2 separate regions of the Mus musculus genome follow, and region 1 is linked to region 2. A link is a loop called in an ENCODE intact Hi-C map of the cell type or tissue named here. Cell type or tissue: heart. All regions are shown on one strand. Links, peaks and the distances in the headings refer to the core of each region. The heading gives the core; the rest is flanking DNA.

Region 1 (16,735 bases), core at 3,449-11,448, 130 kb before region 2:
TAGAAAATCATGTTCCTGACCGTGGTAGGTGGTGTGGGGTTGGGATAGGGAGGCAGGCAGGGAGAGTCTTATTTCCAGACTGCTTTCTAAAACCTAAGGCTTTGCATGACAAGTGTTTCTTCTTCCTTTGAGTCCTTAGAGCTCTTTCTCTAGCCCTGTGGGGCAGCCCTTGTCTCAGGTTACTCCTTACCTTCCTTTCCAAGCAGGAAGCTAGTTAAAGGCAGCTCAGCATCTAGTCCTTCTTTGTCCCCTTCCAGGCCCAAACTCTCACATTTCCTGACCTAGAATATGGGAGTAGGAGGCAGCGTATCATGTATGTCAGAGCAGTGACACAGCTTATCATGTATGTCAGAGTTGTAATGCACCACACCATGCATGTCAGAGCAGTGACACAGCTTATCATGAATGTCAGAGCTGTGATGCACCGCATCATGCATGTATGAGCTGTGACACAGCTTATCATGTATGTCAGAGCTGTGATTCACCACACCATGCATGTCAGAGCAGTGACACAGCTTATCATGTATGTCAGAGCTGTGATTCACCACACCATGCATGTCAGAGCAGTGACACAGCTTATCATGTATGTCAGAGCTGTGATTCACCACATCATGCATGTCAGAGCAGTGACACAGCTTATCATGAATGTCAGAGCTGTGATGCACCGCATCATGCATGTATGAGCTGTGACACAGCTTATCATGAATGTCAGAGCTGTGATGCACCACATCATGCATGTCAGAGCAGTGACACAGCTTATCATGTATGTCAGAGCTGGGACTGCTTCCTCTTTGGGACAGTTTAGATGGTGTACATGGTAGGTAGAGGAGAGTGGTGAAAGAACAGGCCACAGAGATAGCAAAGGTGAGACTGGCCTTGAGAATCAGCTTGCTTCTCCTTTTGATCTTTCTCCAGCCTCACACTAGTCTGCAGGTGCCCAGCCAAAGTCAGTAGGCAGGAGGGGGGGGTGAAAAGTGTGGGATCCAGCAAACTAAAAAGGAACAAGCCAGTATTTCCAAGCAGCACACTGGCATGTTAGAGGAATGGATCTAGGCTCTCTTCTGAGGTTACAAGAAGAAAGTCACTGACTCCAGGTCAGAGGATGAGACACTTAAGGAGCAGCAGGGCATCAGGAGCCCAACTCTGGAGTGATTATTCGACTGGGCTTTGTGAGGGGGCTCTTCACTGAGACACTAATATTCTGTGCAGTATGCACACATGAGAATGTGCAGTGGAGTTGGGGAGTCTCTGCCCTCAGGTTATATTACTTCTGTTCAGATCCCAGTACTTCTGCTTCCTAGCTGTCCCAGTTTAGGCATGATTCCTTACTCAGAGGAGTGAAGCAGGCGGCTCAATGGCCTTCGCTCAGTGTTTCTCCATGGCATCTCATCTCATTGACTCATGTTTCTGTGGTGTCGGAGTGGAACCCAGGGCCATGCACGTGCTAGGTTAATGCTCTACCACATAGCAGCCCCCCTAGCTCGAACTAATTCCTTTTACGTTAGGAAAGGCAGAGAGCACCTTCTGCTTCTGACCTACCTCTCACATGGGCTGGGACCATTCAGCAGAGTGGGGTGCCGCAAACTGGAGCCATATGTGTAGAGTTTAATCCTGGCCCTTCCCTTTTCAAGTTTGGTAACCTGGAGCAACTTGCCTGGCTTCCCCTTGCCTCAGTTTTCTAGTCTTGTGAGGTGGGGAGGACTTGGCCCTTTGTCTTAAGAGTTCTTAGGACCATGGTTCTTTGGAAGGAGATGGCTGATGCAGAGCAAGTGTCCAGCAAATGTGAGTTATTACAATGCTATGTTTCTCTGGCATTTTCAGATGACAGTGTTTCATGGTTAAACTGTCCCTTCCCCAGCCTGCTGCTGAGCCAGAGAACTCAGATCTGCAGGGCAGCAAAGAAACGCTTCTTCATCTTGCTGTGATGTCAGGAGGGCTCCTTATCAATAATGGAACAGTTTTTCCAGGAACCCAATCTAGAGAGCGCAGCACCCTGGCTGCTGCAGGGCCTGGCTGGCTGGTGTTCCGGGAAGACGCTGGGCAGAGAGGAGTGTTATCTTGGATATGTCTTGCCTGCTATGTGAGCAGAGGCGGGGCATGCCTGTCTTGAAACAGGGCTCTTCAGTGCTCCCACATTGTGCTACAACAGGCCCAGGCAGACAGCCCTATACCTAACCTGCTGTGTTCAAGGCACAAGACTGGAATCATTAGTGTGGCAGCCATTCTGAGTGTCCTCTCTTCCCTTGCCGTTCATCTCCAAGCCTTCTGAGTCCAGATGGCTTTGTTTCCAAATGGATCCCACATCTTCCCCTATCTTAGGACACAGAGCTCACTCCTGCTTGCCTTGGTGCCTAAAGCAGTGTCACCTTGCTTCCCTGATCTCTATGCAGCCTCCTATGTGCCACTTCAGTGCACATAAGCATGCACATCCGCACATGTATGCATACGCATGCAGACACAGACACACTAGCATCAAAGGCTCGTCTAAATACATTTTGATTTGTCACCCCCATGCCAGAACCTTCCAGGCCTGAACTCAACTTGATGTTCTATCTCTTTACTTGGACCCTGTGTCAGCCTCTGTCCACCATCATCCTATGCCCTTCTGGTCATGCTGCTCCTGCTTCCACACGTGTCCCAGTGTGAGTTAGTTCTAACCTTTGGACCTTCACCCTTGATGTCCTTGCTATGGCTGACTCCTATTCGCCACACAGCTTCTGGGTCATAAATAGAACCTTCCCAGAGGAACTTTCCCTTACTACAGTGGCCATGTGCTTTCATCTTTTCTGCCTGTTGTAGACCTGAACATTTTTACCGCAAGACTCATCTCAAGTAGAACCTGCCTGCTTGTTTTTGCTCTCTCAAAGGGAACCCCTTGGGGGCACAGGTCTGCCCCTCTTGCTCACTGCCATATTCTAATATCTCCAATCATCCCTGGCAAGTGATAGGAGCCAGCAGGTTGTGTGGTGGAGTTGGGTGTGAGCTGGCGTTGAATCCTGCCCTGAATGAACATGATGTAATTCTCTGGAGAAGATTTCAACCCCACTGCTTCCTCCCGTGTGAGCTTCAGAAGGCTCTTACCTCCCCCTGGGCTATTAAATGGAGATAGGAGTCATCCAGATTCTAGATACTTGGTTATTGTTTTTTTGTTTTTATATAGAGGCTGACAGACCCCATGTGCAGCGTTACCACCGAATCAAAAGTGTTGTCCCACTGCACCCTGCTTTGCACTAACAGGGATAATGCCCAGAGGATCTGCTTCTCTCAGCAGAAGTGGACTGCTCGGACTTTAGAGTTTGGGCTGTGGCTGCCAGGTTGCTTAGAGAGACCACAGCCATTTAACTATAAGCGTCTCTTCTGCACTGAGTGTCTGTCTTACAAATGACACACAGTTGGCTTTATAGGGTCCCTCTTCCTCTCACCAAACCACAGGAGCAACAAATTGAAAGGCTGCAGCTGTGAACATACACAGGCCTTGTTGGAGAGACTTCATCATCACATGTGAGGAAAGATGACAAAGAGGGTAAGAGGGGGGCAGCATGCTTCCCTGTACCAGAGCTGGTGGGGAAAGGGAAGGCCCAACATGATGTAACATTAAGGGAGCTGGGAGAATTTGGATTTTATGGCCATGAACATGCAGCTATAAAAACACTTTCAGTGTTGGCATTTCTACAAGAAAAATAATTTTCGTTATTGTGACTCTAAAGCACTCTTATATACTCCCCAACCAGCTTTCCTCAGTCCCATTGAAACAATTTACTTTATAGCCTTGAACTTGAAGTCAGGGTTGGTCTGCCTACAAAGCCAGTGAGGACCATCAGTTCTTAGGAGACAGTGTGCTGTGATGACATTTTATCCTTTAGCATGGTGAGGGCCATCAGTTCTTAGGAGACAGGCTTTGCCAGTGTGCTCTATGACTCTTTATCCTTTAGCATGGTGGACAAAGCACTTAACACAGTACCCAACTCACACCTCTGAGCATTAACTGTTCCTCAGACTTGTTGTTTCGTAAAATACACTTAGTACTGTGCTCTGATGCCCAATGGCATGGATTAAATTCCAGTGAAGGTGACCTTGAACACAGTCATGTTCCACCTCCCAGACCATGCCCTAGCTGTACCTTCTAACACAGAGCGAGGAGAGAAACATAACATGACATGACGTAACATGACATGACGTAACATGACATAACATAACATAACATAACATAACATGACAAACATGTGTGCCTGCCACACACCTCCCCACACCTTACAGCAGTTAAGTTTCATGGCATTCTTGGAAGGTAAGGTGGCTCCTCCCCAACTCACACACTAAGAAACCGAGTCTTGGCCCACTGCAGTAATTCACCATAGGAGCTAGAAATAGGCCAGGCTGGATTGGAACCCAGATCTGACTCAGGACTGTGATTTTCCAGAGTCTGGGATGGATTTGTAAGTCCTTGGTTCTTACCAAGGACTTAAAAATTAGGGGTCTGCAAGACCAACATTTGAGCTCTCTATCCATGTATCTTTCAAAAGGGAACCATAGCTGTTGTTTGTTTCTCTGTCCATTTGCTGGGTGTGGTTAATCCTGCACTAGGCCTTCAGCTTCTCAGCCTTAGCTGGTCAGGCCTCATCTGTAACCCAACCCATGATCCTAACAGAATCCAGTTAAAGGAAGCTATCTGCTGTCAAGACTGCGTAAATATTTCATGGTGTCCTGGATTGCTCTGCTCTGGGACAGGCAGGACTGCTAATGGATCAACCACAGGCACCAGATGTCCTGGAGCTGGGGACAGATAGATGGCCCAGTGGAGAAGCCAACAGACAATGGGCGCTTCACACCAGGCATCCTGTGAAGGACACATCTGTGTATTTATAGTGATCGAATCACAAAACTCCCGGTTTGATCTTTGAACCTAGATGTCAAGGGAAAGCTACTTTGGCGCTTTTATTACCCTCATGTCAACCTCTACACAGACTTCTAAGGAGTGTGAACCTGTATGCACGCACACCCCCCCACCCCCCACACACATACACACACACACACACACACACACACACACACACACACACACACACACACACACATAACATACAGAAATTGACTGAGCACCACCCAATCTGCTGATGGGAAAGCTGAGACAACAGGATTATCCTGATGGGCTCTGGTTCACCCTAGAGATAAAATCTGGTGAAGTCTACTGGAAAAAGCACGGAATATGGATCCAAAGGGAACTCAGTTTCTCTTCCATCAACTACTTACTGCTTATAGCAAGCTCACTTCTCCATCTGAGCCTCAGTTCCCATTTTCTGGATAATTCTTGGGCTTCATGATGTCATTGCTGCCTCAGTTTACTCCCCTAGGATCAGATTGGGTAGAGGAATTGGTAGGGAGAGGGGAGGTGGCAAGGGAGATGATAAGGCCCTTCAGGTCAGTATCCAAGATCTTGGCCTAGAGAATATAGTCTCCAAACCTGAAATGAGGTGCAGCCCCGGTGGAAGTGCTGCTTGTCTATTTCTTAGGAGTTCATGTGCAAAGAAAGCATGCTTATAGTTGGCAGCATGTGCCAGGGAAGCTGTATCCATGAGCTACAGAAACAGGCACTGCTGGAGAGCCAAGAAACCTGAATCCCAAGAGGCAGATAAAGAGATCTGAAAAGCATCTAGCTTGGGTTAGAACCCCAGCCGTCTGCCTATGGTTCTGAAATGACTTATTTAGTACCTACTATATGCTAGGTACTGTGCTAAATCCTGGAGATGTGGAGAGAAGAAGACAGACATGCTCCTGCCCTCAGGCCCATCTAGTAATATGGGGAGGGGTTGCTATTTCCAAAGAAGAGACACAAATGAGACCCAGGGCCTCTGCAGAAAGCAGACAGGATGGGATAGAGTGATAGGTGGAGGCACATAGTTAACAGGGAGGAATAACTTTGACCGGGACCTGATGGACACCATAGGATCAGTAGGAGTCATGTGTGGAAATAGTGTCACACCGCTCTGAAGCTGAGTACCAGCTAGAACAGCCCCCCCAAAGCCCCACTCCCACCCCCCCACACTGAAAGAAGTAGAAATGCCAAGCTCAAGATGGCCTCCTTAAGAAGGCCACCTCCATCTTACTGAGCTGCAAGTGCTGATGTGGAAAGGTAGGCAGTGGGAGGATACAGCTCTGCTCAGGCCTGCCATCAGGGCTCAGGGATCCTCTGTACCACTGCCCTTCAGGCTCCAGCAGCACCACGTCCCCCCATGGTACCAATGGATATAGAGACCCATGTGAAAGTAAAGGAGAATGTCTCTGGTGCCTTTTCTGAAGGAGTGGGTCTCCAGCATCCTTCACCTTCGGAGGCCAGCCCCAGACACCCACAGGCGATCTTAACATCTCTGTCCATAGTACAGCAACACTGTTTCTTTAAGGCTTGCCAAGACCATGCCCCAAGAGCCTGGCTAATGTGTTTGAGTCATATGGTGGGGTGCTGAGAACAACCTAAGTTTGAATTCCTCTCTGGTTAAGACAGCACACAGGCAAAGCTCCTGAGTATTGCTTCCTCTCCTGCCTCTGCTGCTTCTGAGGATGCAATGCTGCCTCCGACCCTGTCAGCCCATCATGGCAGATGTGCCATCGTTCAGTCTTTGTGGATAGAGGAGAGCTGAGACATAGCTCCCCAGAGATGCCTTGTGTCATCTCCCCATCAGAACCCAGCTGCCCTAAGGAAGCTCCATCTTGCTGCCTCTGCTTTAACAGTCCCTAGATAACAGACACCACTTTGAGCCACTACACAATGGCCAAGGAAATTCTCCCCAGCCTGTCACATGCGGCCAGATGAACCTGCTATTTTAGTCGCAGGCACTAATGCCTCCATTCAAACCTCCTGAGGCTGCGAGGTACTGAATGTTTTGAATCAATTGCCTTCTATTTTCTTTCCTGTACGTGAGCCTCAGTGCCCGTTTAGGATAAGATTGTCCTTTCTGAATTCTGGCAGCCCTGATTTGGCTGAAGTTAATTATCTCTAATATGCTGTACAATTCCCTCTGTGCTTTTTATGACAGGGAGTTGAAGCATAGTTCATCCAAGTCTATCATTGGGGAAAACAGTAACATGCATGCCTTAGGAGAGCTGGTTCAGTCCCTTGGTCCTTTATTTGTGTATTTGTATTTGTAAGGAGTTACCGCTGGGTCTTATGACTCACTACCAACCTAGTGTCCCTCCCCTCCCCCAGCCACTCTCAGGTTGCCATCCTCATCTTCTGTTGGCAGAGTGGGGATGAGAACGCTAAGCTCAGAAGGAAGAATTCCTGGCTGCCCTGGAAATTCTCCATTTGGTTCCCTGGATCCTCTCCCTGCCCTTCGCCCTCTCTTTGTTGCAGCTACTGTGTCCTCTGGGCTCCCTGCCAGTTCAGCCAATGGGAGGCCCTGGCACGAGAAGACAGAGGTTGAAGGTTTTCCTCCCTCCTGCCCGGTTGGTGTCACGTGTCTGCCCCTCTCTGTGTCCCTCAGTGGAACAGTGTCTCATAGACTCACTGCCAACTTCACTTCCTTGATACATCCCTCACCCTGCTGCACTCCTTATGTGTTTTCTTTCTGTGAAACATCTGCCGTAAGACCTCTTCCTCTGGAGTCTTGTGAGAGACCATAGGGCTGATCATGTGCTGGGCCTAGGGCGCATGACGTGTCTGCTCACAGCCTATACCATTTCTCCACCCCCTACCCCCACCCCTTCATCCTTAGACTTCATTAGTACTAGTTCAGATCTAGATAAGAAAAAGATAACTTAGAAGAAATCAGACCTTTTCTAGACTCTTCCAAAAGTATGTATTTGCTTCTAATACTTTACTCAAACTTGCCCAGTTAAAATCAATTATTTAGTTTATTTGGTTCCATTTGAAAGACTTTAGTCTCTTGTAGATCCAAAGACAAAGCTGTGTCATATGGCTGTTACAAACACGGGTGCCTGAAAACAACAGAAACGTTCGCTCCCATTTCTGGAGGTCAGAAGCCTCAAGTCAAGGTATCAGCTGGGCCATATTCTTCTCTCAAACTCCAGCAAGTATCTCCTTGCCTCTTGCTGACTTCTGGTGGTGGCTGCCAATCTTTGTGGTTTCTGTGTGAGACTGTGGAGAGTGGTAGGGCTTGAGAAGGTTAGAAAGCCCATCTAAACCAAAGGAAGCTGCCACCACTTAGTACCCACTGACCAGCACAGGATGGCAACGTACTCTTATTTTTCTCCAAATGGACTTAGAAATTGGAATTTTAGGCATAATCTTTCATTATTAACTATGGAACATGAATACTTCTTAAGGTCCAGATCTGTGTCACCATGTTAAGACACAAAACTCCAAAGCATGCTATGTACCTAAAATTTTAAATTTTTTGATTCATTCAAGCATACATTTGGAAAATTTGTGTGGGAATGGATTTTAAGGGTGTGGGATAATTTTGGAAGGAACATAAAACTAAATCAGTACGAACTTGTTGATATAGCCCATTGAGCAGAGATTCCAGTTTGATATTGAAGCTTGTATAGTTAAAATGGTGCCAAGCATTTGATTGGTTGGCTGACAAATTTGTCAAAAGATGGCCTACTGAGAAGGAGCTGGAGATGCCAAATTTTCCTTGGCTTAGTGTTGATGAAGGGAAATTGCAATGCTGGAGTGGATTCACTGTGTAAAACTTAATCCTCCATAATGGGCATGCCCAGAAGACAAGCCCTTCACAAAATGGAAGGAGGAACACCTGCACAGAAGAGTAGTTCTGTGGCCGTTCTCCTCATGTCAGATCTTAGGGTGAGTGATACGGCTGCTTAATTGGGACCCTAATTGGAAGAGGTGAGATTTTTGTTGTTGTTGTTATTGTTTGTTTCTTCAATATAGGAATTCTCGGTGTGTGTGTGTGTATGTGTGTCTGTGTGTGTGTGTGTGTGTGTGTGTGTCTGTGTGTGTGTCTGTGTCTGTGTCTGTGTCTGTGTGTCTGTGTCTGTGTGTCTGTGTGTCTGTGTGTCTGTGTCTGTGTGTCCCTGGCTGTCCTGGAACTCACTCTGTAGACCAGGCTGGCCTTAAGCTCAGAGATCTGCCTGCCTCTACCTCCCTAGTTCTGGGATTAAAGGCATTTGCCACCATCACCAAGTGAGATATTTTTGACTGAACATGGCGTTGAGTTTGAAGACTTGGCAAAGGCTCTAATCTTGCCCTTGTCACTCCAATGCTTCTTCCTTTTGCCATGCTGCCTCTCACTGGCAGGTGTGTCCCCACTGCAAAGAGAAATGTGTCTCTTCTTTCATGAAGGGGATGTTGGCAAAGCTGGAAAGCTAGCTGGACGCTAAAAATAAGGCTAGGTTAAACATGAGCTGCAAGAAAGGGTCTGAGCTTGGGAGGGGCAGGGGAGGAACAGAGGCTCCTTGCCCATACTGCTGAGGCCTTGGGTCTGAAAAACTTCTGAGTTCATGACCAGCTTCTGGAACAAGAGTCAGGTGACAGAATAGGAAATCTTGCTTGTCTTTCCAACCTCATTGCCCACACCTCTACCCAGAGCCCTTACCACTTCAGGAAGAGTTAAGAGGCACCCTCCTCCAGAGCAGTCTTGTACATGAAGGCCATCCACAAGACCCTGCAGACTACCGCACCTTTACAGAGCTGCCCGCCACCTCTCTCTCCAGTGTGATGCCCCCATCTAGTCTGTACAACACTCAGCATGATCTAAAGCCACTTCATCCATTTCTGTGTTCACCTGTTTCTTGGCGTCCTGTCCCTACAGAATGTGAGTCTGAAGGCATGGGGCCCTGTGTCCGCCTTGTCACAGCTGTATCTCCGGAGCCTCCAATGTGTCTGACACCTGTTAGTCCTCAGACACAGTTGTTGGGCACAAATGGAGAAAGGAGGGGACCTCTCCTTCTGTTCTGGATGGCAACACTGCCTCACTCTGTCTCTGTCATTTGGTTTGCTCTTCTTTCCACATGGAGGGGTGTCACCAACTCAGGAAGTACCCTGGTGCACTCTGGGGGAAACCCTGAAAGGTAAAGGTAGTAGAGCCATGGGAGGGTTTTGCACTGAAAACAAAAGAAAACCACGTAAAAAATGGGACTCAAGAATCCAGGGAGTGCTCAGGAGGCCTGACAGATGCGCAGGCCAGAAGGAAGGAAATCATCTAGACTCTCAGAGACAGACAGCCATCAGCAGCTGTCTGTCTGTCTGTCTGTCTGTCTGTCTGTATCTGTTTCTTTCTGACATTGACATCCTTCCACTCTGCTATCATCTGCACTAGATTAGGCAGTTAGGACAATTTTTTAAAATTTAATATTTTGGTTAGTTACCCATGCAATATAAAATTAGCTCACATCCATGTGTCACTTGCAATAATCAATACAAAACTGCACTTATAGAACCAAATACACTGCAGAACTACAATAAGCCAGAGAACTTGTCAAGTAGGATTAGGAAAAAAGGTTGAATTTGCTGAGACAGGAGGGTCGATAGGGTGTAAACAAACTATCCGGTGAGTCTAGCTCTTATCAGAACCATACATGTAGTTTCCTAGCCTCGTAGGAGCCAGAACATGACAGTGCTTGAAATGTAGAGAGAATATGGGGCTGGAACATATACATGCATACATTATTTATATATACCACATAAAGAAGCACATACTAATCTTGCAGGAGAAATTGGAACAAAAAATAGCCCACATATTTAACATCAATAATGCTAGTTATTTTAAGGAAACAAATATACACGTACTCACATTTTGAAGGACTAGAGAGGCTGAAGCAGGAGGATAGTAAGAGTTTGAGATCAGCCTGGGCTACACAATGAGACTCTGTTTTGATATAATGGAAATAAACCAGGTCTTTGATCATAGTTCTCTGCATGGCGAAATGGCAAAAATAATGCTTGCTTTCCTAAGACTCCTAAGTTCTCCAGAACACATAAATACAAATTTATTAGAAAAATCAAATGCGATTTTTCAAAATATTTTATAGTAAAATATTTGTGTAAATTATCATCGTAATGATTCTTAAGAGACATGAAGCAAATTCTAGAATGCAGGATGAAGACCCAGTGCAGGGAACTGAGTGCACTTAAATACAGAAATGACATGAAAGAGCTGATGGATTTTTGTCATCAAAGCAGAAAAGGCTAAGAACCTCGTCACTCACAGTTTAACACTGAAAAACAGTGAGAGAAGAGACAAGATCTAGTGTTTCTATTCAGCTCCTCATGGGTCACAGGTGAAGGCCAAATTAAACCACGTGGCTTTTGATAGGTTCTTCCTATGTAGCTCCAGCTTAAATCCTCCTGCCTCAGCCTTCCAGGCCTTGGGATGGAAGGTGTGAGTCAGTACACCCAGTACAAAGACTTTTTTTTTTAAATAATGATATTTCTCAATGTTGCAAACTGTGTATTTTTCTTCATCACTGTGAGATTTTCTGTGATCCCTTGCTGGCATGTAAAGTTTTCTACACATTAGAGTTTTTATTTTATTTTCTATTCATTTACTGAAATCCAAATAGATTTAAGCAATTGGAAAATTCAAAGTCAGTATTGCCCAGTATGTATTTCAAGTGGCATTCAATATTTCTGACATTGCTGAAACATCACCAACATGTCTCCATGACTCATTTCATGAAACACATTGAAACTATATGTTCCAAAGTGTAGCTACCTCCCTGCCTCACCTTCTGCCTCACTCTGCCTATCATCTCTGTGATTCTGACTACTTCTAAGTACTTTGTTATGGACTTTTATGATATCATATAACGTATGCTTCATGTGTATGGTCAAGTTTTCAAAGAAACCAGCATCAGTTGCATGGCAACCATTTTATTAGAATAATACTGCTCCGTTGACAAAGGGAGTGTGTGGAGAAAGGCAGGCTATACTGTGGATGCAGCAACTGTGTGTGTTCATATTCAGAAGGCTAAATCTATCCAATAGTCCTGAGTGTTAACATCAACTCTTCTCAGTAGGAAAGTGAATTCATTGAGCTACAATTCACTGAGCACACAATCTAAAAGAGTTCAGGCCGATAGACCTGAGACCTGGCATTTCCTCCCAGCAGAGGAGCAGTAGACAGTCACTCTTGCCACACGATCTCAGTAGACACCACTGTGACGAGAGAAAGGGTAACACACTGATGTAATTATGAGTTTGGCAGGCACAGGGGTCGTCTAGGACTCTAAGCCCTCGAGAGAATTGTCCATTTTTATGCTCAGACACAATAAAGGAGAGACAGCAGAATGCCAACATGAATGGGGCTGAGTTAATGCTAACAGACCAAGTGGACAACCCAGCCAAGCCTGGGTTCAGAACCTTCTAAGCCCCTCCCTGTGGAATTTCCTCCTCTCTGGGATAGGGCAGGACTCTCTGGAATGAGGGTCTTGATTGGTTTGATAACCTGCTGTCATGTAGAAAGAAAGAAGGTTAGAATAGTATTTTTAGACTTTCTCAGTGACTTTGGGGAAGGATCTCTGACCCATGGAAGTAGTTCTGGCTCATAAGGCTCTCAGCAGGACAGAGTGACAGACCAAAGAGAGACAGAAGGCCAAAGAACAGCTTGGCTCTGAGGCTTCATTTGGGGTAGTAGTTTCTGAGCCCAGCAGTCCCATCAGGATGGGGTTAGCCAGGTCTCTGCCCTATAGAGATTATGCACCTCTTACCCTGACCCTTGTGACTCAGATCCCAGGGTACAATAGGCCCTTCCTCTCGAAGGTCAGCCCCTTATATGCATGAGTAATGATGAGACCCTTCATGATTCACCCTGAACCGAAAGGAATGGATCTCAAAGATCCCACACTATGATGAACACACACACACACACACACACACACACATTCACATCAGTTTCAGTTGGGAAAAATGATCAATGAATCAAGATGTATAATATGGTGATCATCTGTGGAAGAAAGAGAGAGAGGGATGGAGAGAGGGGGAGGGGAGGGGAATGGAGAGGGAGAGAGAGAGAGAGAGAGAGAGAGAGAGAGAGAGCATAAAGGGTATGCATGCTGCCCTGATGTTTGAGGAGAGCAGGAGATGAATTTCCCAAGTTCCGGATGGCCATCCGCCTTACAATTTCTTCTCTTTCCAGGTTGACCTCTGTCACACCATATTGCCAGCCTCATTGGAAGATACACACTTAAAATGGATAATCTCCTTGAAGAAAACACCCAGAGAACACTTGATGTCTACTCTCACACTTAAGTCTCTACTTGGAGTCCTGGAGTCGGGTTCAGACAGTGACCTTATCAGGTTCCTTCGACAGGTCATTTAGCCCCTCTAGCAAGAAGAGTGCTGACCCCACAAGGCTGCTTGGAGAGCCAATTGAAGTGCTGGATGTTACGTGTCTGGCACATAGTAAGTGCTTAATGGATGGAGTTATAATTATCTCCTAGCTTAGCTTCCAGCCCATCCCTGAACCAGTCACACTGGTCAGGTGATGTCACAGTCTGGCCAGCCAAGCTCGGGTCATAAAGTAACATTCTGAACTGACTGCAGCAAGGACTAAGCGTTGCAGAAAGGCCAGGGTGTGAGTGGGGAAGGCAGAGTTTCAGAGCCTATTTTTGTAGGCATCAAAGCAGGAGAAGATGATGGTACCTTAAAAGAAGGCGGTGATTGTGGTGTCAGGCTCGAGAATCCCATATTGTGCTTCCTGTGAGCTGAAGGAAGTAAAAAGTTCTCAACTGCTCCAACAGCTCCTTCTCTGTGTGGTGAGGAAGGAAGATCACAGGATGAGCAGCATCTATCAGCAGGCCCCCCCCTTTCCTTCACCACATGCTGCATGTTGCCGTGCACCTAGAGCAACTCAGCCTCTCAAAAAGCGCATACTGTTATGTGAGAAACAGGTTCGAGAGTCCCCTGCCAGGTGCACTTACTGCACACCACAGACAGTCCTTGGGGCCCACTAGAGACTCTCGCTACCTTTACACCCATCTTTGATTGCAAACAAGTCCTTAGGTTTCAAAACAGGAAGTAACCCAACTAGGGTTGCTGTTCTTCCTGGTAACCTCCCTTCCACAAAAGACAAGTCACCTGTTCTTCAGAGAGCAAAGAAACTACTCTGAGAAAGGAAGCATCGGCCAGAGGGGAAGGGATGGGACAGGTTTGTTAACTGGCCACGAGGACACTGGAGTAAGAAACCATGGCAATTGTTCCAGCGGTTTTGAGAAATGAGCATTTTGTTTCCCATTTTACACAATCTAAGTTACTACAAAAGCCCAGACTTTCTTGGTCGATCTCCCAGCTCACTCTTCCTTTGCAACAGCCCGTGACTCCAGCTGATTGCCTTTTCTCTGCACTGAGTTTTATGAACCAGTGGGAACGCAATCTGAGACCACCAGCATCCACTGGCAGGAGATAAGAATGGCCTTCTAACCATGTACACACAGGCACATCCACATGCACTTTGCATATTGTAGCTGGTAATGAAAATGTCAGGGCTTATCACTGTGAGCAGGCTCCCATTCATCACAGCCATTCCCCTCTTAAATTAGGACAGTCTAATTTCCTTGAAGTCAGAGGCAACTCTATCGGTTTCATCTTGCTCACCCAAAGCATGGTAAGACACTATTATCTCACACGTGGCAGGTGCTCCTGTAAGGTGCTTTAAATGAAAATGAGATGGGCTGTATGTTTTTATCTGCGCTCCACAGTTCTTTGAAATGTAAAGGACAGTCTCATCAATGTTAAAGAGCTGCAAAGTGGAACAATTCCTTGAAACTCCAAAGGGACAGAAACATTAGTTTGAAAGAGTATGAGGCGGTGGTATTCATGCTCATACACAAGGCATGCATGTGAGGGCTGCACACATGTACACACACACACACACACACACACACACACACACACACACACACACACACACACACACACCTCTGTTCCCACTTTGACTTTGATGAGCACCTGATCAATACCCGAAGGCCTCTCCAGCCTAAACTGAAGCTTCTCTTGCCAGAAAACCAAAGTTCCCATCCATTAATCATTGTCTAGTCCCTACCAGGCCAAAAATAGACCATGTGCCTGCAAAGATGTCTCAGGAAGCTGCCAGGGGCCTCCGGGAATAGCTAGTGTGAGCAGGAAAGACATAAATTATCCTGAGATGGAGAAGAGGCCTAGAAAGTGGGAAGCCACTGCCAGTGCCTTTATCTAAAACAGTCTGATTTGGGGATGGGGGGTGAGGGGACACATAGAAGTCATAGTGAGGACGGTGCCACTTCCTGGTTCACCCTGAGTTGGAATTAGAACAGTGGCTCCCTGTTTTTGTCTTCTCTGGGAGGCAGAGTGTGATCACAAGTGAAGCATGCTGACCAACCCAAAGTCACTGGCTCTCGGTTTGCTGGTGGGTCAGGAATTCTCTGGAACCCCGCTTTTGTTTTGCATTAGTCCTCTGAGAGCTTGGCACTAATCCTTCTGCAAGCATTCAAGCAGAGTGAACTGGAAAAATGTCAGGAAGAACACAGGGCATATAAAGAGCTTAATTAATTTAGTGAGAGCGCCGCCCCCCCTCCCATAACTCAAGCAGACTTTTATTGACCTGTTTCATGGTTGCTGTTTCGTTCTCATACTAACTGATCAGGACCTTATGGGTTATTAAAGAGGACAGTCAGCCTGACAAAGGTGGGTGTGTTCTCTGCTTGTTCAGTGGCATATTAAAGGACCAAATCCTGAATGTCAGCACAATGCTGGTATTGTTACCACAAGATGGTAACCCAGGCTACCACGGCTGCCCACAGTAACCTGGTGATAGAACTTTTAATTTGGTCACTCTTATTTTGTTTTCAGCATGGCACGGGGTCACGTGAACTGAGCTGTGCTCTCTATAAGTAGAAATCTCATCATCCCTCCTTCTTGGGACAATTCCTCAAAAGGACCAGAGGACCTCCTCATGCAAGGGGGAGGAGCAGTCAACATATGGGTGTGTCATGTTTAATTCCAGTCCCCAAGTCGCCTGGGCATCCTCTGTCTTGTGATATGCATCTTGTCATGAAAAGGAGGGCAGTGGTGATGCCCACTATGCTCATGTGGAACCCAGGCTGTGTCTGCACAGAGGTGTCCTACCCCATTCAAGAAACTCCCATGTCTCTTATGACCCATGGAGGAAACCTAGATGTTTTCTCTGATGTTCAGGCCTGTTCCCACTCTGGCCACAAAGCACTTCCCATTCCCTCCCCTTTGTTTACTCCACCCCACTAGACCCCAAGCCCCCTGAGTGGCTTTTGGTGGGTTTTTTAACAAACGCCTATCTCTTTACTTTAGAGCATCATTCCCTGTATGTATTCAAAAGAAAAAAAAAAGTCACTACTTTCCAGTCATTATGAAGTTGAAAATGAGGTAATATATGAAAATAATGCATATTTTCTCAATAGTAATTGACACAAATCATTTTCACTAGATTTTATTGTGTACTTTCTTATATGCTGGCCATTGTTCTAAACATCTTACACACTTTATATTGAACTCTTACAAAAAGCTGTATGAATAAGCCGGTTACTTAGCAAAACCTATTCATAAAGCAACAGTGATGAAATCTCAGGGATTTAAAATGCTCACTTCATGCTCAATGTCCTTTATGATCTGAAGGGGCCTCTAGGCACTGTAAGGCAAGCTGACCTCTAATGTCCAAGGCCTGTGCTGTGTCAGTTAACTTTCCTCTACTGTAACAAAATCCCTGAACCAATCAATTTACAAAGAGGAAAGTTAGCCAGGCAGTGGTGGCGCATGCCTTTAATCCCAGCACTTGGGAGGCAGAGGCAGGCAGATTTCTGAGTTCAAGGC
Region 2 (16,735 bases), core at 5,956-13,955:
TTGCTTTTGTGAAAATATCTTATCAAAGCAACAGAAGAAACCCAGGAAGTTGTCTAGACAGTTGGAATTTCAGTAATTAACTATAGAGAGTAGTCAAAGAATGTTAGAGAGAGTTGGATTTTCAAGGTTTTCTTGCCCAGAATCTACCAGAAATTGTGCCACTGCTCCTTCAGTCCCTTGGGCAGATATCATTAATCAGTCACAGAACTGTCTTCTCACTGGATTTCCGTGTTCTTGGTTTTTCACAAAGTCTCAGCTACACAACTGAAGTGGCTTACCATCCCAGAGAAGGCCCACTCCCATCAACTTTACAATGGTGGTCTAAATCTGAGAGGAGTGTTTACTTTGTCTCCAACTACAGAGCATACCACCAGGACTGGACATCCACCAGGCTTGTGTTCAGATATGGTCAGACATTAAACTGGCAGGGTATCAGCCATTGTCTTCAATATTAAATCAGATCAGAAGTTATTAGTCTATGACCTTTCGTTACTGCTGACTATTTTGGAAGATTGTGATCTTTTAAGCCAAAATCAATAAGATGTGGGACAGGAATTAGATGAATAACAGCTGCCAGCAAGGTGCCAAGTGGAATCAATTGTAGTCAGGACAGCAAGAAGCAATCTCTACCTTTGGGACCAAGAGTTAATTATGAAACATTGAAATGGAGGAGCAGCCTGCATGGTGGAAGGTGAGGAGGGAGACCAGCAGGGCTTCAAAGCTGGAAAGTGCAGAAGGCCCTGGTGCTCCTTGCAAGAACCCCACAGCTATATCCACAAACAGAACCCAGCAACCTCAGGTGAGGGAACCCCAGACTCAAGACCAAATCCTGATTGTCTAAGCCAAACGTGTAATCTCTTCTCTTCATGTCAAAGGAGAAAAGGCACTAGGCCTGACAGTCCTCTGGTGGAGCTCTGGGTAGTTCACTCACTTGCAAAAAGCAAAGGCACTGAAAAAGCCATTGTGCTCCCATGAGACCAGAAGCATCCAGACTGCCATGGGAAGTACCTTCTCTCCTCCCTCCCAGAGATGGAAGGGAGCTAGGGGAAGGCCAGCATTCTCCAACTCTTAGGTGCCACTCTGACTCTTTGTTTTGTGTAGGAATAGAACCAGACAGTCACACAGAGGCCTCTACCTCCAAACAAAATATATTCCTGGTATCTGGGCCTTAACTCTAGCAAAGCATTGTTTTCTTTTATGTGAATGTGTCTCCTAAGTTGAAAAAAAACCCAACCAAAACAAACAAAAACCTTAACTCTTCTTTCAAGAACATGGCAGTGTGTTATTACAGTAGAACAGATGTTAAGAATAGATATCTAATATAGGCGGGGGGACTGGGAGAGGAGAGGGGAGAAGGGAGTGGAAGGGAGTGCTGAGAACAGCCTCACTATCACATCAGGCTGCAAGACCAGAGTGAGGGCCAGGGAAGAGATGTGAGTGGAAGTACCCAGGGCCTCCATGCTGCCTCTGTGGTGTTGATAGGCGCATCCTTCAGCTAAAGTCTGTCAACAGTAAAAGCAGGATGTCTCCCAGGATGGCTGAACAGTGCAAGTGCCATGTGCACTCGAGTTAGGAGCAGCACAGGAGAGGTGAGGCCTCTCTGCAGGGACTGAGGGACTAAGGGACTGAGGAACTTCCTCATGCTGTAAACAAAATTCTTTGCTTTGGAACCTCTGAGGCAACTGGGAAACCATGTTCCTGGACTGGCAGGAAGACCTGGCAGGGGAAAAAAAGGGCTGCTACTCCCCTGCCCTGCTCCATTGGGCAGGGTTAGCAGTAAACCCTTTCAGCAAAGCTAACTCAGCCTACCCATACTTCACCAGGTAAAGATGCTCTTGCTGACAACTGGGACGTAAAGAAAGAGCCAGTTCCTGAGACATCATTTATATGGTACTGACCACGCTGCCATGAGAAAATCTGAGCTCACAAGTCATAGGGCTCCAAAAGCCACCTATGCCTGGATATGGGTGTGTTCTACAAATTACCACGTTTGTATTTGTAGAAATATGAGGCCCTTTTACCTGGTTCCCACAAACCAGGAAGGACCCAGTTGGTCTATGTTACTCTGCAAAATCCTATAGCTTAGACCAGAGGGCAATTGACTGACTTATCCATGCCTGCCAGCACAGGACTGCATCAGGAGCCAGGAGCCAGGCTCCTGCTCTCTTTCTTCTCTGCCTTATCAGAGACATAATGTGGCAGGCAGAATGCCAGGGAGACAGAGCACATCAGACACAGTTCTTCCTCCCTTCCAGATCCCCTTCACCCTCACAACCTCCCTATGGGCTGGATATATTGCACTTTTACAGAAACCAAAGAGATTTAACCAGCTTCATGCCATACACTTCCATTACCAATGACCAGGGTGGGAAGAATATGAACCTTCTCCTATGAGAACAGAGACCTCATCAGTCATATGGCCACTGGGTTACAAGGAAGGCTGAGAAATGGAAGCTCTACGGGCATGCACAGTGCCATTTCTAAGTCACCACTTGCCTGGGGGGAGGCTTGCCCAGTCTGCAGTAATGATTTGTATGGCCATTCAAGGATGTACCATGTCATGCCTTGTGCCAGCACAACTGTCGCTCAAGACTCAGTTTATCTTTACTGAGATGTTCCTACTTCTCCATGTGGGTAGGCTCAACAGCATCTCCCTATACATGGATCCTGAGACTTCCTCTATCTCAGCTCTTACCTTGTATTATTACAGGATGCTTCCCGTACATCCTTACAGGCATAGTTCATTTGGCCCATACAGTATTAAAAGAAGAAAAAGGAGGTACAAACTTCCAACCATGGGCCAAGGAGATGTAATAAATCTGCCCAGTGTGTAATAGATCTGCCTTGCAAGTGTGAATGTTGAATCTCCAGAATCTATATTAAAAAGGCCAAGCATGGTGATGTTAGGTTCCAGAAACAGATAATCTAGGGTTTTCTGCGCAGCCTAGTTGAAAGAGCAAGCTAAAGACTAGTGAGAAAGCGTGTCTCAAAACAAAACAAAACAAAACAAAACAAAACAAAACAAAACAAAACAAAACAAACAACAACAACAAAATGAAGATGGGAGCCGGCAAGGTGGCCCTAGCTAAAGGTCCTTGCTGTTCAAGCCTGACATTCTGGGTGGAAATGTGGAAGAGAGAGCCAACTCCACAAAACTGCCCTCATATCTCCACGTGCACGTATCCATGTATTAATAATAAATTTAAAGTTTTTAACCAGGTAATAGTGGCACACACATTTAATTCCAGCACTTAAGAGGCAGAAGTAGTAGTTGGATCTCTGAGTTCGAGGCCAGCCTGATCTATAGAGTGAGTTCCCGGAACAGCCAGGGCTACACAGAGAAACCATGTCTCGAAAAAATAAAACAAATTGTAAAGGTGAATGCTATTTGAGGAATGACATTCAGAGCTGACCTTTTGTGCAAATGTACTCCTCTTGTGCACCTCCACACGCATGTGTGTGCATACGCATACACACACCAGATATATGGCTTTACTTAGAAACCTAGGTAAATAAACCCAGAGTCATTCTGACATAGTAACAGTCAACTGAGGCTAAGTAGCTTGCCAATCCCTGGACAGCATGAGCACTCCGTTCCCATGGCGTCCACCACCCTCTAGCATTCCCTACCCCATCCAATTCATGTTTCTGCTGTCATCCTGATCCCTACAGGAAGCTCATTAGCCTTTCCCTTCAACCAGGCTTCCTTGAGAGCAGGGTGGGTCTCCCTGGGTACGCTTGACACACAGTGGATGAACAGGAGCCTTGAGTGTGTGAGCTGTAGCTGCTGTGGCAGGAACCAAGGATTCTAAAGAGATGCTCAGATATCAGGCTAGTGAAACCATGGTCCCCAAGAATTGGTGCCCTAGGAGTCTCAGTCTGGATGAAGAGGGAAGAGGCTGAAGATCAGTGCTGGCCAGAGGGGGAACTGGTCTCCAGGGAGAGATTTCACTCAGTTCTGACATGTGACAGAGCATTTTACACAACCAGAGATGAGACAGTGATGGGCCATGATTGGTGGAACCCCACTTGTCCAGGACTTCATACCTCTCAGCCTCTGTTTAATCCTAAGCTTCTTGTCAGGACCCCACAGATGGACTTGATAGGGGCCAGTCACTGTCCCTCTTCTAGTGTGGCCACATTGAATACGTTGTTTCCTGCTTTTTTACTATTGCATGTCTGTTTGACTTTGGACCTATTGAGAACCAGCGGCTGAGCTAGCATATTAGGGCTGCCAGGGCCCAGGCTCAGACTCTGACAACTCTGGTAACAACCAGACTTCTGGGCTGGAAGGAGTTATCCAGACAAACGCCGGGCAGAAGAATCCCAAAAAACTATGGAAACCACTTGACTGCTCACAAAAAAGCCCCACATAGAAGGCAGCTGACATTGAGGGGACACTACAGGTGATAGATTGGCAACCCTCACTGTCAGAAGAATTTAAAGGTGAAACTTGGGACCCTTGCCTGCCCAAGGTTCACCTGCATTGTGGAAAAGCCATTGAGCAAATGTAACAGAACCTAACCAGCCCAGTTCATCTGAGGCCATGGAGTTTAGGTTCCTATTTCAGGTGCTGATTTCCTGAGCTGCAGCATGGACAGCCTGCCCTGGCCTTATCTCATGCTGTGGAAAACAAGGCAGTGACTGTTTCCTGTGATTTTCTGCACAGGATCCAGTCCCATCCATCCTCCAGGTGATGCCTCGGGGTATCACCCTGCCTTTCCTGTCTCTGGCTGGAGTGTAATGATGGTGGATTGCTTTCTGACACAAGGACAGGCCTTTTCTGTCACAGATAGGGGAAGAGTGGAAGAAAGGCCTTCTAAAAGGCCTACACATCTTCTGATCAAGTGGGGCAGGGGCGGATGGGTATGGAGAACAAAGGGAATGGGAGAAGAGGCCTGGCAGCCTTGGGAACCAGGCCAAGAAAGAGCAATGGGCCGGAGCCTGGCATTTGTCTAGTGACCTCTTATAGTATTGCTGAGTCATGGGACATTTTGTAATACAGACCTGGGAGGGACCCATTCTCAGAAACCCTCCATCTCTCTCTGTCCAAGCTCTGGGCATTTGCTTTCCAATGACATTTGACTGATGTCATCATTTCTATTTAGTAAACAGGCCACTTCCAGGCCAAGATGATGGTGACCTCTGACAGCACACACTGCCTTGGTGGACTCTTTCATGGGGTGAGGCATCTCGTTTCCCACTGCTATCCCTTTGATTAGTGCTGACAGTAAGAGATGAGGCAGGGCAGACAAGCTGGACAGAAAGCAGGAAGTGAAGAAGAAATAAGGGGGAAACGGGGTCTAGGGAGGACTCAGAAGTGCTCAGAACAGAATAGCAGAGCTGCCCAGGGAGCTACAGGAGGCAGCCCCAGCTATTAATAGACCTGTGCACTGGAGATGTGCTGCCAGCATTTCTGATACCCACTCAGGATCTCCAGTGAGAAGCTACCTGGAGGCTCTGACTTTTGAATGCCACTTGCTGTGTATGTATTTGAAGGGTGGGGGCAGTGCCAGGGCTCAAGTCTGTGCCACAATGCAAACCAGTCCTGGGTGGTTCTTCTCCCTGATTTGTTAGAGCCAGAGCCCAGATCCTAACATGCTAGACCCAGCCATCCGTCCTCAAGAGGCCAATTAAACATGTCATCTTGAAAGGCAGAGAAAAGAGATTTAGCCAGTGTTGGAGGAGAAACAAAGAGTCCCATGGACCCCTCCATCCCCGAGTCTATCACTGGGATCCTGATGTGAGGTTGTGATTGTTATGGAGGCAAGAGGAATCCATACTTTAGTAGTCCTGGTCAAGTGAGAGTCTGCCAATCATGGTCTGTCTTCTCTGGTCTTTCAAAGCAGTCTGACAAATATTCAGAACTGTGTGAACTCTCTTTCTGAGATCCAAATTCTCCCACTGGTGTGCATCATGCTTCCTTCTTCCAGACTGAGACTTCTGGGGAAATTCTAATTTCCCGGGGACCACTGTTGCAATGGTCTTGTATGCAAAGGGGGAGTTACCTTATAATAATCACTAACATTCATTCCTGCCAGACCGGAGACACTGCTGGGCTCATCTCTAAAATTAGGCTGTCCTGTGACCTGGCACAGTTGTTTCAAGCTAAAAGACTAAGATTAAAAATCTTCATTACCTTAATGCATTAATTTATGCATTAATTAATTCATTACCTTAATGCAGCTTAAATAAACACCAAACCCCAATGGCTCCTGGAGAGCAATTTTAAAGTTACTTGTAGGTTCGTGTTCCTGCCACAAAGTGGGAAATAGAGAAAAAATATTAAAAAGTCACTCAGCACTTCCCAAGCCTCAGAGCAGAGTTTAAGTGCCTCCTGTCCCCACGGTGTAACCAGCTATTAGGGTTTTGGCAACCCCCAATGAGAACATCAGCCACTACCAGTATGCTGAGGAACACTGAGAAGCAGAAAAAGGAGATGTATTCAATGTGGCCACTTCCGGGAGAAGAGAGAAAAAAGAGGCTACTATCCTTGGAAGGTCCCCAAGTAGACACCAGCAGACTTGCAGGCCACGAGGCATAGCCCCATCCTTTCCAACTAGTAGCTCCTAAAAACAGAAGCCGAAGTTCAGGACGCTTGTCTGCTGGACCCTAAGATTCTATTGTCTGTTACCTCTACAGAAACAGAGCAGGAGACAGAGGTAAGAAATTCTTCTATACAAGGCGATGTCAGAGAACAGGACCCAGCAAGAGGTTCCAGCAGAATCAAGATTAACATGTAAGAGAATCTAACTGCAGAATTTGTCCCAGCCTTGAGAATGCCTTATGCTGTGTTAATAGATAATCATTATCCATGTGTCCCCAGTTTGAGTCTTTGTTCTGGGACACAAGAACCAGGAGATGTCACTCAGCAAGTGCCTTTCGAACCCCAGTATGTACCTAGAACCCAGGCTTGGGGGAAATGGGGTGGAGATGTCTGTCTCTGTCATGTTAGTTCACGGACCTGCCTCTAAGACACTGGTCACTGTCAGAGGCCAAACTCTACATCCTGAGGAAACCAGGCCAAGCTCCCCCCCCCCCCCGCAGCTCTCTCATGCCATGCTATAGCTCCACAGCCCCTGATTTACCCAGTACCTGGCTCCTCTGTGCTGCTTGTCACTCAGGCTGTCCCAGACTAAATCACGTGGTGTGGAATGTCCTGCCACCTCATGAGAGGTTAGGAGCTGGCTATTATAACTCAAAACTTAACTAGCACCACAATAAACTGCCTGGTTTATTGAGCCACCTCAAACTGCACTGTTCTCTTCATTTTCTAAATCTATACCTGAAGTCCAGAGCTCTTCTACAGAATCTTGTGTGACGTTGTTTCCTGCCAAGGTCCCAGCAGGTATTCCCAATACAACAGCATTCTTTCCATGGCCTGGACTTCCCTACTGTTGGTTGTTCACAATTCACATAGACACAGAGCCCTTGACTGGGCAGCAGTTAAGTCCCCTATTCACCTATGACTGTGACATTCTATGTTCAATCTCTCTCTCTCTCTCTCTCTCTCTCTCTCTCTCTCTCTCTCTCTCTCTCTTCAAAGTCCATCCATCTCAATGAACAGCTATAGTTAGAGCAGCCATTCTAGAGCATCACATGGAGTTTTACACTTTCATTATCAGTTATATTTTTATGCACTGGTCCATCACATTGAAAAATCAATGACATAGTTAAAACCAGAAAAACAATAGGTGTATAGCCTCTTTCATAACGCATGTGTCTGTTACCTAGAGGAACGAATCTGTGGGTGTCTTTATAGGCATATGTTGTATCTTGTATCTTAAGTTTGTTTAACTGGGTTTTCCTAAGTATGTTCACTCGACACTCGGCCGACTCCATGGGTACGGAGCTCAAGAAGTTGATGCTCACTCTGGAATTCCGTGAAACAGGTTGTGTGCAAGTATCTGACATGCTTTGGTTTTTGTTGTTGTTGTCATTGTTTTGTTTGTTTGTTTGTTTTTGTACGAATGTTTCGTCCTCATGTATGTCTGGGTACCATATACACAGAGTGCTCATAGAGGTCAGATGAAGCCATTGGATCCTCTGGAATTGGAGTCACAGACAGAGGTGAGCCCCCGTGTGGTTGCTGTTCTCTTAACCACAGAGCCATCCTCCAGCCCCCTGAGGTGTTTTAAATTCATCAGTGATGATTTATATAGACAATTAGTCTGCTGTCCTGGGCATCCATGAAGCCAGGCACGTGCTTTTTGCCTAATATACCATACCCTGTTGTAAGCACTCATGTGACCTTTCACCCCCTAAATGGACACTGCAGAGGGGTTTGCTCGACTGTACACCATTCTCTGATGTCACTGGCTGGTCACTACCAGGCTGTTAGCACGCAAGGAATGAGATCTCTGACACAGAACAAGGCGCTTTCTGAGACCTGCCTAGCAAACTCTGCTTGGATATGTTTGTCAGTCCCTCACAGCTGACTCTCCATGTTCAGAATAGGCAAGGGCTCGAGAGCCATTTCTCCTCCGTTTCCCACATACATACATAGTTCTCTTATTGCTGCTTTAGACCAGCTTGAAGAATTTTACGCTTTTCTTAATGTGCTTATTGGTATACCGGAGTGGCTGGTGTTAATGGAGAAATGTTTTTTTCTTCTGCATAACACATTAGTAAATTCTATCCTGTAAGAGGAACTCAGACTACACAGTTAACACAGATTACTGCAGGCCCTGGTAAGAGTGGCTGCTGAGGGGTCTGGTATTGCTGCCTGTAAACTATGCAAGTGTCCCCAAGAAGGAGAGTATTCTCCAGGCTGCAACAGAGATCCTCAGGGCAGGACAGACATCTCCATCCTTATAAATGACCGCTCCAGGTGATCTCTACTGTCCTGTCCTAGTGTCCAGAGTGCCTCTGGTGTAGCAGAGAAGGAAGTCTTAGAGAAGGAAGCCCAGATTCTTTCATGGACCATGCCTTCTGTCTGTCAAAGATACAGCGAGGGCCTGAAGCAGCTTTCCACAAACAGTCCCACCTCCTCCAATCATCTCCCTACCAAGAAACCAGAGACCTTCAAACAAGCCAGCTTAGTCCTTCTCCTAGCTCTAAAGCTATCACAGAATGTTCAGACTAACACTGTTGCTCCTACTTCATCTCTACTGCCACCCCTCACTAGCCCCTTCCAGTTTCCGTGCCATTCCTAAAGGAGCCACAGGCCCCTTGTCCCAGGAGGGCTTGCCTAGAAGGTCACTCCTCAGAGAAGCCCTCCAGCGTTTTCCTTTCATATTAGTTGGTCCCACTTTTTATCCAAGCACCTATGAGTTCTCAGGACCTTCTCATCCACACACGTCCCTTCCCTTGCAGGAAGGCTCAGGCCACTGCCCTGCCTCGTGCACGTATAATCTACCAAGCCTGGATTCCTCTCTAGTGGCCCCCAGTCTAGAATTACAGCCAGGGCACCAGCCTGCTTCTGGAACAAGTGTTAGCATTTTGCTCACAGCAGCTCTGGAAATTAGATGCTAGCCCCAAACCCCGTGATTCAGTCAGCAGCTTGAGAAGGCTGGGTCAGGAACACAGGGCTCTCCTTTCTTCTGAGAGATAGCAGTTTTCCAAAGGCTGGGGCCACTGAGGAGAGCTGAGTGGCAGGCCTGAGAACTGACCTGCATGCTGGAAGCCAACCCTCCATGGCACCGTGCCAACGGTGACACTTAGCGAACCAGGCAATTGCCCAGCTTTGGAAAGGAGGTGCCACCTAGCTCTGGGATTGTGGTGTAGCTAGTGCTGGGATGGGATTGGACTTTCCTTTTCAGAACAAAGACAAACACACTCCTCTGGGAAGCCCATCCTGGGAGAGACTGTGTGTATCAGAGGCCCCACTTCCGTGCCAAGTATTCAAAGCCCGTGGCCTGGCTTGCTTGCTCTAGCAGTTCCTGGCAGAGGACATGGGCATTCTCCAGCTTGGAAATTTAATTGCCTACCATAGCCATGAAGCCCATTTCCAAGGCAAAAAAAAGAAAATTGAAAGGAAAAAAAAAAGAATAAGAAAAAAGAAAAGCCACATGAGTTGTAGGAGAAGTTCTCACGGAAGCAGCTAAGATGAGCTGGCTGCTGCATTTGACCGTCAGCCTTTGTGGGAGGCCAGTTTTTCATAAGCCAGTCCCAGAAGCTGTCGTTCAGAAGAGGAAGAGCAACAAAGACAGCTCTGTCAGCAACGAGAAAATGGAAGTCACAGGCAAAACCAGAAAACGCTGTCCCCTGGAATCATCATGATCTGCAGGATAATTGTGCCAAGCTCGGACGCCCAGGAGTGGACGCTGATGGCCATGCCAGGGTCAGGTGGACTCCTATTGTTCTCATTTCTAAGCAATGAGCTTGTCTTAACCTCTTTCCTGTGTCCCAGTTTTAAAAAAAAAAGTTTTCTTTGTCTCACTCAGACAAATGCAGCTTCACAATGAGCTACCCTCTCCTGCAGACAGACCTCTTAGCTTCTCAGTGAGCTACCCTCCCCTGCAGACAGGCCTCTTAGCTTCTCAGTGAGCTACCCTCTCCTGCAGACAGACCTCTTTGCGTAGACCCGTCCACTCTCAGGGAGCTTGTGTTTCTCTTGCTTGAAGAGAGCAATTTCTTAGAGAAAGGAGCATGGAGGGGTGGAGGGGGCAAAGCTGCTTGCTGCCTCTTTTTCTCATATTGGTGCCTCAATCTCAGCCTCAGCTTCGGAAAATATGGTAGGGCTTAGCCCAGAGGACAAGGATCACAGGTCTCAGGCCACAGTAGGTGTTTAGGCTCGGGGGGGGGGGGGGCAAGGGGCGGGGAAAGCTGTCATGCATCCATCTATAAGGATTTCTTAGCTCTTTGACAATTTTAAGAGTACATCTGGCAAAAGGACACTGTCTGCTAACATCTCAAACTCAACAGCAATAAACAAGTTCGAAGACTTGGCCACTATGGCAGAATAGAAAGAAACCAGCAGGCCTCATCTGGGGGCTTGGGATGAGGAATGAGATCTTTAAATGATATAAAGTAAAAACGAGCCTTGACATTCTTGTTTTTCTTTTTTCCTTTTTTAAGATGAATCTTTTCTCAAAAGTCCGGAGTTGAGGAAAGTGATGACGGGCAGAGGCAGATGCAGACGAACTGGAAACCCACCACAGCTGGAATGAGGAGGCTCAAAGGACGTAGAAGCCCCCATATCCAGCTCTCAGAATACTGAAATAGTGGATTCCAAGAAATTAAAAGTGCCCTAGGAGCCTCAGGCTTGGAAAAGGAAAAGGCTGAGGGGGCTCTAGTCCCCAGAAGGACATTTCACTCAGTGTTGACAAGCTGTCAGACGGCCAAGTAGCAGGCAGGATGGAGCAGAGACAAGGATGGCTCAGGGATGGCTGGACCCGACCTTCCCCAGGGCTCCTCAGTTATTCACGCTCTGCTCTTTGTTTAAACTAAAACTTCATCTCAAGACCCCAAAGATGGACTTCAGGGGAGGGGGGCACTTGACACCCCATCTCTCTCCCTAATGTAGCTACTCTGGAAACAAACAAACACTTTTTTTTTATCATTATTGCTTGTTTTCTGAGGGCAAGTCACTGGGCTCAATGTGAGAGCTACTGGGGCCCAGACTATCCCCAGTTGCTCCAGAAACAGTGCTTGCTATTTGGTAGACATTAAGCACGCCATGTAGTCTGAGGGAACCTCAGGTCTGTCTTAGTAATTCTACTTCTTGTCCGGGTTCTGGGTACTACCTTCATTCTACCAGGGAGCTCAGGTAACTCAGCTAACTAACATAAAGACCAGCCCTTCTATTGGGATCCAGGTCAAATGAAAACAGGGAAGAAAGATGGGGGAGAAGAGAAGGCAAAGAAACTACTGTTTTACAATTTGTCATTCATTTTTAATGCTTGCTGTATCCCACTCTGTGCCAACCTGTGTTAGGTACCAGAAAGATACCTGTGGGTGAAGTGTCCCTCCACCGCGAGTCTTTCAGAGCTTCTGGGATGATGTTGACCACTGAAACAGCACTCAATGCAAGGAGAGCGTGAGACCCAGGTTCCAGCAGGGCTGCTGGGGATGGGAGAGCTTGGGTTATTGACTTGGGCACTCCTTTCTTCTTCTTCTTCTTCTTCTTCTTCTTCTTCTTCTTCTTCTTCTTCTTCTTCTTCTTCTTCTTCTTCTTCTTCTTCTTCTTCCTCCTCTTCCTCCTCCTCCTCCTCCTCCTCCTCTTCCTCCTCCTCCTCCTCCTCCTCCTCTTCCTCCTCCTCCTCCTCCTCCTCCTCCTCCTCCTCCTCCTCCTCCTCCTCCTCCTCCTCCTCCTCCTCCTCCTCCTCCTCCTCCTCCTCCTCCTCCTCCTCCTCCTCCTCCTCCTCCTCCTCCTCTTCTTCTTCTTCTTCTTCTTCTTCTTCTTCTTCTTCTTCTTCTTCTTCTTCTTCTTCTTCTTCTTCTTCTTCTTCTTCTTCTTCTTCTCTGAGACAGGGTTTCTCTGTATAGCCCTGGCTGTCCTGGAACTCACTCTGTAGACCAGGCTGGCCTCGAACTCAGAAATCCACCTGCCTCTGCCTCCCAAGTGCTGGGATTAAAGGTGTTGTAACACCACTGTCGGTGACTTGGGCACTTCTATGTGCTTGGTCCTAGGAAGAACTTTGTGAGTCACTTAACTCTCATGCAAACCCAATAGAGCAGGAGCTGCTATCACCTCATCTAGGCTCAGGGTGACAGGTCTTCCCAGGAGCTTAGAGTCCATGGCCCTGCTGCATACAGCAGTGTTGTCCCACTGGAGATAGTGGCTATCTCAGTTGTATTTCTATTGTGGTGATAAAACACCAAGACTAAGGCAACTTAGAGAAGGAAGGGTTTGATCTGTCCATGATGGCAAAGAGAAGGCATGACAACAGGAATAGCTAAGAGCTCACAGCTCAAACTGCAAGTAGGAGGCAGAAAACATACTAGGAATGGCATGAGTCTTTTTAAACCTCAAAGCCCACTCCTATTGACTTACTTCTTCCAGCAAGGTCATACCCACTGGGATCAAGCATTCAAACATAAGAGCCTATAGGGGCCATTCTCATTCTGGGAATAGCCCGTTGGTCGGGCTAGCCTAACTACTCTGTTCTTGTCCCCTCTCTCAGTCAGATTCACGCCTTCACACATGGATAGAGAATGCATGGATCAGCTGTCTGCTTCATGCTTTCTCTTAAGTACACACACATATGCACAGATGCACACAGGAAGCCATGTATTCTCATGTTTCCACTCTCACAGTGCTTAAACAAGGACCTCCTTCAACTATGTTTTCTCTTATTCACACTCTCTCATGCTGTCTCATACCTATACTCTCACACACTCCCTCACCATCACACACCTTCTCACAACCCTCACACACTCTCACACACTCACACATACCCTCACACACATTCACACATACCTTCACACACCCTCACACACTCCCACACACACCCACACACACCCACACATCCTCATACACCCTTACACACTTCCACACACCCTCCCACCCTCACACATATTCACATACTCCCACACACCTTCACACACCCTCACACACTCCCACACACACCCACACACCCTCACACACTCCCACACACACCCACACACCCTCATACACCCTTACACACTTCTACACACCCTCCCACACTCCCACACACCCTAACACACTCTTATTTACTCCCACACACTCATACACACTCCCACACACCCTCATATACTCCCACACATTCACACATACTCACACACACTCACACATACTCACACACACTCACACATACTCACACTCACATACACATATACACAATCACATACTCACACACATTCACACACACTCACACACTCATAATACTCCCACATACTCACACACACTCCCACACACTCCCACACACTCAGACATACTCTCACACACTCATACACACTTACACATACTCATAATACACACTCCCACACACTCCTACATACCCCCACACATTCACACACACTCCCACACACTCCTACATACTCCCACACATTCACACTCTGATACACACTCACAAAAGCAATCTCATACACTCTAACATTTCCACATACTATTCTCACATATTCTCTTACACTCACACATCCCCATACATACACATTTCCACTGTACACATTATCTCTATTCTCTCTCTATTCTCTCTGTGTGTCACACACACACACACACACACACACACAGAGAGAGAGAGAGAGAGAGAGAGAGAGAGAGAGAGAGAGAGAGAGAGAGAGAGAGAGAGACTCATGCCCCCACCTCCTCCCATTTTGTTCCAAGATGCTTGGTTGACTCTCACACTCAAGCCCTCTAAGCTTTGACCATCTCTTTCCCTCCCAGTCTAAATGCTCCATCAGGGTGTCAGCCCTGTCCTCCTTTCATGTGTCCAAGTAGCATTTAACTTAGTCCTTGAGTTCATGAAGTGTTTGGTCAAAAGCAAAGGTATTGAACCTGCAGCCTGGAAAGCTGCCTGCTGACAGAAAGGCTTTGGGATATGGAATCTTCTCCCCTTGCCCTCTGGGATGCCTGCTCTAAGTATGTCTCATCCAGGGCTCCCTGTCTCAGGGGTACCACCAGTTCCAGGTATGTAAGCCAGACACCGACAGGCCCCAGAGCTGCCCACTTATTCTCTGAAACTGCACTAGCTTCTTTTAATATAGCTAGGGCACCCATATCTCAGCCTATCATTGCTGTCAGCACATGCCTTCTCTTCTTGGCCTGCTGTTATAGCCTCACTGTCCCTGCGTAAGCTAGAGTGCCTCTACCTACATAGTCTCTAGTAGGGAAGCCAATGAGAGCTTTTGTTATAGGAATGGCCTAACAGATATGACCACTCAGACACAGTGTGTAGCCAAGTGGAAGTTCCTTCCTTCCTTCCTTCCTTCCTTCCTTCCTTCCTTCCTTCCTTCCTTCCTTCCTTCCTTCCTTTCTTCCTTTCTTTCTTCCTTCCTTCCTTCCTTCCTTCCTCCCTCCCTCCCTCCCTCCCTCCCTCCCTCCCTCTCTCTCTTTCTTTCTTTCTTTCTTTCTTTCTTTCTTTCTTTCTTTCTTTCTTTCTTTCTTTCTTTTTCTTTCTTCCCCTCCCTCTCTCCCTCCCTCCCTCCCTCCTCCCTCTCTCTTTCTTTCTTTTTTTGAGACAAGGTTTCTCTGTATAGCCCTGGATATCCTGGAAGTCATTCTGTAGACCAGGCTGGCCTCAAACTCAGAAATCTGCCTGCCTCTGCTTCCCGAGTGCTGGGACTAAAGGCATGCACCACCACTGCCCAGCATAATTTTTTTTTTAAGAATCATTTATTTTATGTATAGGAGTATACCATTGCTCTCATCAGACATACCAGAAGAGGGCAACAGATCTCATTACAGATGGTTGTAAGCCACCATGTGGTTGCTGGGAATTGAACTCAAGACTTCTGGAAGAGAGGTTGGTGCTCATCTATCCAGCCCCCAAGTGAAAGTTTCTAATCCAGCCAATTGAGAATATACACAGGTATTTAGGACCCAAGTATAAAACCAAGTATTTAGAGTAAGAGGTTTTTAAAGGCAAAAACCACATTCTGGTATCTCTCTTGGCAGCTACAGAGGAGACTTTATGCAAGCAAGCAGTTTAACAGAAGATAAGATAAGCAGCTAGCTGGAGAGGGAGGTTTGCACAAGTTTGCAGTTTCACAGAACCTAAGGTAAGTTAGCTGGGGTATCTTGACCTTGGGTTCCTAGAATAGAGTGGGGTAATTTCCCATGGGACTGTCTATCAGGGAAATCAAATTCTAGTCAAACCTGAAATGGCCTCAGCAAGAATACAAGATGGAGGAACCCCTACACTATCTTGCCCTGTCATACTTGGACTCTGCAAACCAGATCATGGGACTCCCTGCTAAATAACCTCCCTAAGAATCCACTCAGACTTACATGGTGACCCACCAACAACCAGACTAAGTCAGATGCCATGTTTTTCCCTTCCTGGCTCATGGCTTTTTCCCTTTCTAATGCTCAGCAAAGTTTGTGCAAGTTCTTGGTTCTGGAATTACTTGAGTTGACACTTGGAGCTTCATCAGGGCAGGTATTGCCTCCAGTCCCACCCCACATTTTCCTTTTTGTTGCAGATCTGCTGTAAATGTCTATCCAGTACCTGCATAGATGTGACACCACTAAGAGATGTAGCAGTGATGGGTCCAAGGAACTGGGAAGGATAGAGTTCTGGGGTTTCCATGGTGTTGAATGAAAAGATCAGGATTGGAGAGGGCAATGCTGACTGACTCCCTGGGATGGATGGTGTCTTAGTCAGGGTTTCTACTCCTGCACAAACATCATGACCAAGAAGCAAGTTGAGGAAGAAAGGGGTTATTCGGCTTACACTTCCATGCTGCTGTTCATCACCAAAGGAAGTCAGGACTGGAACTCAAGCAAAGCAAGAAGCAGGAGCTGATGCAGAGGCCATGGAGGGATGTTACTTACTGGCTTGCTTCCCCTGGCTTGCTCAACTTGCCTACTTATAGAGCCCAAGACTACCATCCCAGGGATGGTACCACCCACAAGGGGCCCTCCTCTTGATCACTAATGGAGAAAATGCCTTACAGCTGGATCTCATGGAGGCATTTCCTCAACTGAAGCTCCTTTCTCTGTGGTAACTCCAGCTTGTGTCAAGTTGACATACAGCCAGCCAGTACAGATGGGCTGCAATGATTTTACTGTGGACTCAACTTGCTGTAAGGTCTCCTGTCACAAGTAAGTTTAAGCTGCTATTGAAGGGAGCTGGTCTGAGGAAGGCCAGATGTTTGGGAGACACTGAGG

What was found. Hi-C counts contacts between places; a loop is a spot of excess contacts. Peaks named below come from ENCODE experiments on the same cell type or tissue, not always from the same donor. Only the 100,000 strongest peaks of a DNase experiment are listed, where the experiment ranks them.
Region 1: it touches region 2 in a loop (4-fold over the local background); 3 of 42 quality-filtered maps call a loop at or near these places.

The regions. Positions count from the first base shown.
Region 1 is chr11:31,829,302-31,846,036 of GRCm38, reverse strand. It overlaps Gm39675 (a long non-coding RNA gene), which reads left to right and starts at 8,617. Exons shown (of 2, transcript XR_872346.3): 1 at 8,617-8,803; 2 at 13,053-15,572. It overlaps Gm12107 (a long non-coding RNA gene), which reads right to left and starts at 14,241. Exons shown (of 4, transcript XR_003949654.1): 1 at 14,185-14,241; 2 at 13,035-13,664; 3 at 9,702-9,980; 4 at 7,823-8,089. In heart, for the core only: no CTCF peak of the experiment used is centred there; DNase peaks (open chromatin) are centred at 6,796 and 7,376; H3K27ac peaks cover 5,260 bases.
Region 2 is chr11:31,706,775-31,723,509 of GRCm38, reverse strand. Gm39673 (a long non-coding RNA gene) reads left to right here and starts at 8,083. Exons shown (of 4, transcript XR_872338.2): 1 at 8,083-10,287; 2 at 11,020-11,991; 3 at 15,521-15,624; 4 at 16,048-16,735. In heart, for the core only: a CTCF peak has its summit at 9,708; DNase peaks (open chromatin) are centred at 9,529 and 9,649; H3K27ac peaks cover 1,963 bases.